3 separate regions of the Homo sapiens genome follow, and regions 1 and 3 are each linked to region 2. A link is a contact called in ENCODE Hi-C data. All regions are on one chromosome and are shown on one strand. The core of a region is the stretch at or near the end of the contact, and the rest is flanking DNA. Distances in the headings are between cores, read along the strand shown.

Region 1 (3,054 bases), core at 68-2,567, 1.1 Mb after region 2:
TTCCACTTACAATGATATCATAGTTTCTCATATTTGGTATTCTTTTGCAATATTTGCTGCATAGAATTCCATCACACAAAGGTAACTGCCAGAAATTCTTTATTACTTTTGCTAGACACTTAGGGTTTACATTTTTTCAAAAATTAATCACATCAGAGTTTTGATCACATCAGAGCTTTGATCACAGCTCTGATGATTTCTCTGGGAACTGAGAGCCTAACACAAGTCATGTCCACTTTAAGACTTTTAACATACTGAAAAGTTATGTTACAGAGTGCTGGTCCCCCTGCAACACGTTCACTCACATTGGCTGACGTTTTAATTCTTTGCCAATCTGAGGGGAAGAAATGTCAACTCTTTGTTTGCTCTTTTAATGTCAGTCATGTCCTTTTCCTTTTACCGGTCATTCCGGTTTACTCACAATCCTACAAATCAATCCTGCTCATTCTTAATTTTCCAGTATTGTTCCTCAGATTGTTTCACCAGAAAAGTTCTCCCCCTTATCCACTCTTCACCTAACAATTTCTACCCATCCGAATCCTTCTGCATTTATTGCTTCCAGGAATTTGGCACTTAGGACACCCTTGTCCTTACATTGTTCATGCATGTATATTTCGTCTTCAATAAAAAATTTAGTTGCTCAAGGGCAAGGGCCCCATAGAGTCTCAATATTCTAATTGCCTGGTGTTGCTTAATAAATTAGATTCGGAAGGGTCCCCTCCAGGGAGGGGAGCAAAGGGCAAATTACCTTAGGGGCTGGGAGTGCAGAAGCCAAACCTTTGAGATTGTGAAAACAAGACGGCCCCGAGACGATCCAGTAGCAGGCATTCAAGCAAGAAAAACTCAAATATTGTTCCCAATAATGCCTGACTAATGCCAAATACCAAGTAAGGGCCCAGGCAGTCCTGACAGCCTGCAGTGCCCCAGGATAAAACTAACCCTGAGGGGTGCTAGCCCACGGTGACCCCCTGTCTAGACTCTGGATCTCTATTTTTAGGTCGAAGTGCTTTATTCTTGACTCCCGAATTCCCGGAAACTATTACCAAAGCAGCTTAGTTTTCTCTCCACCCTGCCTGGGTCACAAATATGACGGCGAGCCAGTCCTTTCCCGCAGGACGCCTCAGGCTTCCGGGATGGTAGGCCAAGGGCTTAGCAAGAAAAAAGGCGGCCTCGGGGAACCTGTTCTGTTAGGTTCCGCCAGGGCCTCCCCCTGACCTCTCGAAGGCCAAGGGCTGCCCATGAACGCCGAGGCTCCGCCCCGCGGCCCGCCGATTGGCCCCAGCCGCCCTGGTGACTCGACGCACTTCCGCCCCGGGCGCGGCTCGGGCCACGCCCACCTGTCCTGCAGCACTGGATGCTTTGTGAGTTGGGGATTGTTGCGTCCCATATCTGGACCCAGAAGGGACTTCCCTGCTCGGCTGGCTCTCGGTTTCTCTGCTTTCCTCCGGAGAAATAACAGCGTCTTCCGCGCCGCGCATGGAGCCTCCCGGCCGCCGCGAGTGTCCCTTTCCTTCCTGGCGCTTTCCTGGGTTGCTTCTGGCGGCCATGGTGTTGCTGCTGTACTCCTTCTCCGGTAGGACCCCGGGGCGGGTTCGCGCGTCCGCGGCGAGACTAGAGCTCTCCTCAGTCGGGCAAGAGTCGCGGGGCGGGGCTCACAGCAGGCCGTGCCTGTTTGGGGACAGGGTTCTCTGAGGGGTGCAGTGCTCAGATCCCGGGGGTATGTGGCGGGGAATGCGGGGACCACGCAGAGCCCGAGGTGAAGCTTGTTTGGTGGCGTCGTGTGCGCGGCCAGCATTTACGCAGGATCTGGCTGCGTCCCTAAAAAAAGCGTGAATCGTGTTTTCGGGATTGAGCCAGTCGGCCAGGGGAGCGCGGACTGGGCGCCCTAGGTGAGGGCTTGTTCTGGAGTGCACAGGTGCGTGGGAGTGTTGCTAGGGCCCGTGCTGTGTCCGTGGTGAGAGTTTGCCCTGTGTTCCCTTGGTGCCTTGGTGAGTGGGGTGTTCATTAGGGCTTGGACAGTACCCGCGGTAAGGGTTGCAGTGCGTCTGCTGTGCCCCATGTGCTGGGCTGGGCGAGCAGGGGCCTGGCCAGGTGTTGCTGGGAGCGTGCTGTGCGTAAGTGGCCTGTGTGCAGAGTTCACTGTGGGCAAGACAGCTCAACTGTTTGCTTTGAATGGAGTGAGCGCGGACTCTGGGGCTAGGGAGGGCATGTTGAGTGAGAGCAGGCTCTCGGTGCCTGGGGTTAGAGAGGTGGTAAGGGCGCGCCATGCTTTTTGTGCCTTCTGTGAACAGTCTCCGTGTTACCTGAGCTCCTATTAGTTTGTAAATGGCTGCTTTTTTGGGGGGTGGGTGGGCCATCGAGTCTTCTTCCTGTTCCCAACCAATATAGATAGTATCTGATTCCATTGCCTAATGGCTTTTTGACATTGTTTTCCTTCTTTTCATTACTTTGAGTCATATTTGAGAGATGTGAAACAACCTAAAAAACAATGGTAGCCAAACCTAGTGAGAAATTAGTATCCTAACAAAGGAAGGCAGATAATGTTAATCTTGTTTTCCCCTGCAGCTCATAAGCTAAAGCTTAAGGCCTATCCCACTAAATTTATTTTGTATTTCATTGAATGGAATCAATACTTTTAAAAATGCATGCTAGGCCAGGCGCAGTGGCTCACGCCTGTGATCCCAGCGCTTTGGGAGGCCCAGGCGGGGTGATTGCCTGTGCCCAGGAGTTCAAGATCAACCTGGGCAACATGGCAAAACCTTGTCTCTACAAAAAAATACAAAAATTAGCTGGGCATGGTGGTTTATGCCCGTGGTCCCAGCTACTCTGGGGGCCGAGGTAGGAGATTCACTTGAGCCCAGGAGGTGAAGGCTGCAGTGAGCTGTGATCATGCCACTGCACTCCAGCCTAGATGACAGAGTGAGACCCTGTCAAAACAAAACAAACAAACAAAAAAAAAACCCGCTAAGAAATACATGCTTATTGTGCGATACGAACAGAATCAAAAGACAGCTATTTTTAATATTTTGGCATATTTGTTTCTGCCTTCATGTG
Region 2 (3,029 bases), core at 298-2,797:
ATCCTGTAGACTCGGGAGGAAGCTGCTGGCTGCTGTAGACAGAAGAGAATCCCTGTGCTTCGGGCTCCTAGGAAGGTGTCTGCCATCCTCTCTGTGCCACTGTTATCTGTCTTCTTCCCCATCAGATAACACCATCCACCGCTGCAGGGCTGAGCACGGCACCTTGTACATGGAGCTAAGCAGATGCTGCTTGAGAAGAGCATATGTTTGTGTCGGGGGAAACATGTCTCTCCTTGGTCCACAGAGCCCTACCTGCCCCAGGAAAGGACAGTGTTGGGAGGGTAACTCCCACCCCTCACTCCTCCCCCTCATTCCTGCCTCCACAAGCATCTTCTGGGAAAGGTGAATGAGGGAAGAGACATTTGCACTTGTCCCTTACCTACCTAAGTTCTATCCCCAGTGGCCACTTCTGGGGGTGTTGTCTTCTCTCTGGAGTTTTGGGGGACCTATTAGGGGGCATGTGTGGCCATAGGTCAAGCCTCATTCTCTAACTGGCCTTACCAAGACTTAAGCTGAGGTTTTGTGTTCACCTGTCTGGGTTGCTTGCCATTTCTCAAATGTTCTGCCAGTCAGAGGTGGGAGGAGGTCGGCAGGAATGTACTTGGTCATCTCGAACCCCATCAGAATGTGTGTGGAGGCCTCCTGGCAGCTTCTATGCAGGGTCCAGCTAGATCCCTGGGCTTTTCCTGAGATACACGGGGCTAACCCACTTCTTACGGATTAATTTTTCCACATCGGAAATCAGAAGCCATTCCCCAGGGCCTCCCCTTCAGTTTCATTATCTCCTTTGACTCTGCCCACAACCTTTGAAAAGGTCTCGCTGTTCTTCCCACGGAGAGAGAGGTGCAAGGCTTGCTCAGCCTCACACAGCCAATCCGTGGCAAAGGATGGCGGGAATTCAGGTGGCCCCAATCTCAACCCATCCTCTTCCCACCCTGTATCCTTTTTAGTTTATTTACAGGAAAACATGTTCAAAGGTATAATTACTAAAGTGCTCCTGGTTACACAATAATACGTCTTTACTGAAAAACAATAAATTAATGAGAAAAGAGATGCAAAAAACCTCAGAGGAAAATGTTGAAGTTAGGGAAATATTTAATACGCCCGCCTTTGGCTCACACCTTTTCCTGGGATGAATGACCCCTGTGATTCCAGCTCCCCCCCACCCCCACGAGGTCTCATCTAGCTGGATACCTACAAGCCATCCCTGTCCTTGGAAATACACCCCTCTCCCAATTCGCTGCCGCTAAGAAGCCCAGACAATTGGAGAGGAGTGGATTTTCCATCTGAATTATGCAGCTCCTTTGACACGCCTCCCCTCTCCCTTTGCATAGCCTTGGTTAAGAACTAGCATTTCTTCGTCCCCTCTCCCTGTCCCCTCTCACTGTCCGCGAGGCAGCAGCCCCCAGCCTACTCCGCGATCCTCCCAGCTCCCGGCACCGCGCGTCCTCCCCTTTAAGGCCCGCCCCTCCCCCCACGCCACGCCTCCCCAGGCCCCGCCCCCCGCCCCTCCCCTTTAAGGACCGGCCCCGGACGCAGACGAGGCTGTGACGCGGCCGCCGGCCCGGGGCTGGGTACATTGTCGCGCGGCCGCTTCCCCCCGGCCGGGCCCCCGCCGCCCCGCGGTCCCCAGAGCGCCAGGCCCCCGGGGGGAGGGAGGGAGGGCGCCGGGCCGGTGGGAGCCAGCGGCGCGCGGTGGGACCCACGGAGCCCCGCGACCCGCCGAGCCTGGAGCCGGGCCGGGTCGGGGAAGCCGGCTCCAGCCCGGAGCGAACTTCGCAGCCCGTCGGGGGGCGGCGGGGAGGGGGCCCGGAGCCGGAGGAGGGGGCGGCCGCGGGCACCCCCGCCTGTGCCCCGGCGTCCCCGGGCACCATGCTGTCCAACTCCCAGGGCCAGAGCCCGCCGGTGCCGTTCCCCGCCCCGGCCCCGCCGCCGCAGCCCCCCACCCCTGCCCTGCCGCACCCCCCGGCGCAGCCGCCGCCGCCGCCCCCGCAGCAGTTCCCGCAGTTCCACGTCAAGTCCGGCCTGCAGATCAAGAAGAACGCCATCATCGATGACTACAAGGTCACCAGCCAGGTCCTGGGGCTGGGCATCAACGGCAAAGTTTTGCAGATCTTCAACAAGAGGACCCAGGAGAAATTCGCCCTCAAAGTAGGTCTGGGGCCCGGGGAGGGGAGGCGGGGCCGGTCCCGGGCCCTGGAGCTCCACGGCGTCGGGTGCCCGTCCCGGCCTGGGTCGCGGCGCGGGGCGGAGGGGTGGCCGCGGCGGGGCGGGGCGGGGCGGCCGGGCCGGCGGTGCCGAGTGCGGCGCGGGCGGCGGGTCCCAGCGCCCTCGCCTCCCTGACCGCTTCCGGCCGCTCCCGGGCGGGAGCCCTGGGACCCGCTCCTGGGGACTCAGGGGACCCTGCCATTTTGGGGTTTGAGCGGGATCCAGCCGAGTCAGAACGGTTGGCTTCGGGACTTCTGCTAATTTCACTCCATCTCAAGGAAGTGATTTTGGGGTTGGTGGTTCCCCGTCCTCTCCTCCCTCCTTTTTCTCTCTCTGCGGGCACAAAAGGCCCATTACTCATTGAGCCGGTTGGTCGGTTGGTTTGGAGAAGTCGGATCGCAGAGGTTTATTTAGCCTCGCTCCTTATTTGGGAGCCGGAATGTGTGATTTCACTTCCCCGAGCCTCGCGAGGGCAGCCGGGCCGCCTTGGGGCGCGCCGGGCAGGAGGTGTGCGGCGGGAGGGTCCTGGGTGTCCCCCGGCTGCGGGGGCGGGATTATTTGGATCCCGGAGCTGGCCCCCTCAGCTGGCCCCCTCCCACGCCCGCGCGGGGCGGCTCCGGGGAGAGGCCGGCGGTGTCCGCGGCCCGGCTGATCATTGTGAACAGAGTCTGTAACCCGCGGCCGGGCCCGTGCTGATTCCGCCTCCTAGAGAGGGCCACTTGCTGTCCTGGACTCGCGCCGTGATGGGCAGTCTGAGGAAACATTATCCTTGAGCCGGGGGAGCCCATCCCTTTTCTTTCTTTAAGGGGTGTGGTGGTGGG
Region 3 (3,169 bases), core at 1-2,500, 1.1 Mb before region 2:
TATTGAATCATACTACATTTTAATGAAAACACCGCTGCCAAACCTAAATATTGAAGCACCAAGTTTTCCAAGCCAGGGGGTGTAGGGGGTGGGAAAAGACGACAGAGGATCTGATCTATCAACCAAAGAGATGGACAAACCATTCTGATGAGGCATAGAACTCCAGAATCTTTATTTAAATTCCCCAAATTTCAAATAGCAATAGCTGGAGAAAAAGTGAAGTGTGTACTTTTGACTACTTCAGTCAACAACATCCCTATTTCCTTCCAAGGCCAGTTACTATCCCGCCCCGAAAGATGTTTCCAATTGATCTTCCCAGGAATGAAGTTACCAGCCTCGATGCAGCTGTGCACAAGGCGGAAAGTAAAGAGGGGCGGGGGGCCGCTGGAGCGAAAGAGAAAAAGAAATGAAACTCGACACCGGATGACTAGCGAGCTAGGGGAGAGGAAGAAACGCGGACGGCCGCGTGTGCCCTACAGGAGATCAAAGTCTGGGGGAAGAGGTGCAACCTCACCGGGCCTTGGTAAGCACTGAATTACTGTACTTTCATTTTCCAACTTCCTGTCACTACAGAAAATGAGAATTGCTCCCCTCCTCCCCATCCACGCCGAAAAAATCGCCGCCACCTTTCGCCCACGAGACTTCGGGGGACCAAGAGGCGACGAGAGCTGAGCGGTGCGCTGCGGCGTCCACCTGTGCGCCGCGGTGCCCGGCGGGCCGGGGGCGGACCCAAGGGGAGCGCGCGCGCCCGGCCCCGGCCCCCGCCCCCACTTCCTGTTGTGCCGCGCGCCCCTCGGCCCCCGCCCCCGCTCCCGGCCGGTGGGGCTGTGGCCGCGAGATCCCGAGGGGGCGCGCGGGGCTGACCGCTCACCGACGCCGCGCGCGGGGCTCCCCCTCGGTCTCCGCCTCGAACACGATGCGCCTCTCCGCCCTCAGCCTCCTCCTCACGCTGGAAACTCGAGGACGGCGCGGCAGCCGCTGCGACCCCCGCGGCGGAGCCGTAGAAGGCGGCGGCGGCCAAGCCGAGCCCGCCGGGTGCCCGCAGCCGCCCGCATCTCCCGCCGCCGCGGCTCCTGGCGCCCCGCCCTCCCCGCCCCCGCACGCGGCAGCGGCGGCGCGGGTCTTGGGGCCGCTACACGCCGGGCGCGCGCGTTCGGGGCGTTCCTTGCAGCGGCGGGGCCTGCCAGGCCCTCCGCGGCCGCCGCCACTCTCAAACCCCCCGACTGCTCCTGGGTCCCTCCCAGACGCCGTAGTCGCTACACGTCACTTCCGGGGGAGGGGCTGCGACCCTAAGGGGTGTCGTGAGCCGCGTCTGCCAGCAAACCCGGGTTTGGTGTGGCCGGGGGATGTAGCTCGGGCGCCTCCTGGAGTCGTCTCGCCGCTCTCCGTCGCGTTCGGTGCGGTTGCTTCCAGGTCCCTGAGGCGCCCGTCCGGAACCCGCCAGGACCCAAGCTGCCGCCTGGGCCGGGACCTCGGACTCCTCAAAGGCGCGCCACTTTCTCCTCGGTTGGAGGGAAGAGGTGGCGCTCGCAGAGCAACCTGCGGGGGACCACTTCTGTTGGTGCTAAGCTTTGGGGAGAGTCTCCTCCCTCCTGTGTCCCTCGTCCTCCTTACCACTCGCTGTTAGAAGTTGGGGCCGTCACAGCTTTCTCATCGAAGTGCCAGATCCCAGGACACTACAAACGCTTGATAAATACTAAATTAGCACTGTGGCTTTCTAGCCTGGGGACTGACAAATGGAAGCGCTGGAGTCGTGGGAAAAGCTTGCCCTGACGATGGAGGCAGCGACCAGAAATCCATTCGTGGCTCTACCCCTCACTAACTCACCAATTTTAAGCAACCTTAACCTCTCTAAAACAGTCATCATTTATAAGGTGGAGAGAACCCAATCTTAGAGTTGTTGTAATGATTAAAGAAAATAAGGTGCATGAAACACCTAGCAAGAGTTTCTAGCTTAGAGGTTCTCATTAAGTAAAATTCTTAAGGAATCAGGTCACACTTGATACAAGAGGCTACTTGAGCAGTTTAGCACCAGAAGGAATGTAAAGTCATAAATTAGGACAGCTGAACAAAACCTCCAAGAAATAAATTAGGTGTTTGTTTAACAAGAAACCAAAGAGAGGTCAGTGTCTGAGTTACTGGTTATTCGAGGCCATTTACTAGCTGTGTGACCTGTAGTGAGTTGCTTAACCTTTCTGGACCTCAGTTTCCTCATGTAAAATGACGATAATGAGCAGCATTGCTGAGAGGATTAAATGAAGTATAGAGCATAATGTACTTAGTGCATTACCTAGCACATAGTAGATACCCAGTAAATCGTGGTGTCATTTATTTTTGCCCCCACAATTGAATGTATAGTTAATTGAACTCACTGAGTGAAATGTGATTCTGTCATCCTTTTGTAGGCTTTTGGAAGAGAATCATCACTTCCTTGATTTCCAGCCTCCTCTTCCATAATACAGAGTAATTATAATCCACAAAGGTAGCTATTCCTGTAAAAACAACTCTACCAAAAGATGTTACCTTTCCAAAATTAGTTTTACCAAAGCATGCAAACATATTAAGACATGTTTTATAAGGAACATGCAGTATCTGAAAAGCACTAGCAGTCTTGGCCCCTAACATAAAATTTTCCTTGCAACAAGTTCCATCTTGGAAACCAAGAAAAAAAAAAGTATTAAGGTAGGCTGTTTAGGATACACCTATTGGAAACATTTGTTTATAAAAAGATTTCATTTTAAAGCCCCCTACCAAGAACAGTTAAGGGTTGTGGAGATCTGCACACTACGCTGCTCTGTTCAAACTGGCAGTAAACATCTGATTCGGCCTTAGGGCCAGTAGTTGTGTCATATCCCTTTTAGACTGAGCTTACGGCATTGTCAATTGCAGTGTATTTTTGGAAAACAGCCTGCTTTGGGAGTTCTTAAATTAGTCATAGCAAATCTGTCTGCTTTTAAATTGACTTTTTTTTAAGGCGGTACATATTGACAGAAGAGAAAGGAAGAAAAGTGGATTTCTAATTAGAGAACTTGAGGGGAAAAGTTAATTAATGTGCCTGGTTTTCCCACTCAAGATTCTATAAATACACAATCTCTCTCCATGGTTCCTCACACAACAGATGGTTCTGTTTGTGCAAACTCCATGGTAGTTACGTTGGTCAACCAAAAAG

Evidence for each region. A loop is a pair of places that touch in the nucleus more often than their neighbours do. Pooled maps may share reads with other maps.
Region 1: a loop to region 2 is called in a pooled map, with 6 times the contacts of the local background. The contact joins the promoter of CD46 here to the promoter of MAPKAPK2 in region 2. A Hi-C loop is called at or near these places in 7 of 50 pooled maps.
Region 3: a loop to region 2 is called in a map of B cell, with 17 times the contacts of the local background. The contact joins the promoter of ELK4 here to the promoter of MAPKAPK2 in region 2. A Hi-C loop is called at or near these places in 1 of 168 maps with a recorded cell type or tissue (B cell), 1 of 37 single-sample maps with no recorded cell type and 10 of 50 pooled maps.

Annotation. Positions count from the first base shown.
Region 1 is chr1:207,750,737-207,753,790 of GRCh38, forward strand. It overlaps CD46 (CD46 molecule), which reads left to right and starts at 1,318. Exons shown (of 13, transcript NM_172351.3): 1 at 1,318-1,573. The coding sequence starts at 1,477. RefSeq lists silencers at 1,159-1,268, 1,848-2,205 and an enhancer at 1,369-1,578.
Region 2 is chr1:206,683,358-206,686,386 of GRCh38, forward strand. It overlaps MAPKAPK2 (MAPK activated protein kinase 2), which reads left to right and starts at 1,548. Exons shown (of 10, transcript NM_032960.4): 1 at 1,548-2,151. The coding sequence starts at 1,873. LOC124904495 (a long non-coding RNA gene) reads right to left here and starts at 1,449. Exons shown (of 3, transcript XR_007066833.1): 1 at 384-1,449; 2 at 1-186. RefSeq lists silencers at 1,524-1,703, 2,164-2,213, 2,224-2,313, 2,724-2,813.
Region 3 is chr1:205,630,761-205,633,929 of GRCh38, forward strand. It overlaps ELK4 (ETS transcription factor ELK4), which reads right to left and starts at 1,251. Exons shown (of 5, transcript NM_001973.4): 1 at 872-1,251. RefSeq lists enhancers at 299-718, 1,329-1,638 and silencers at 729-918, 1,009-1,158.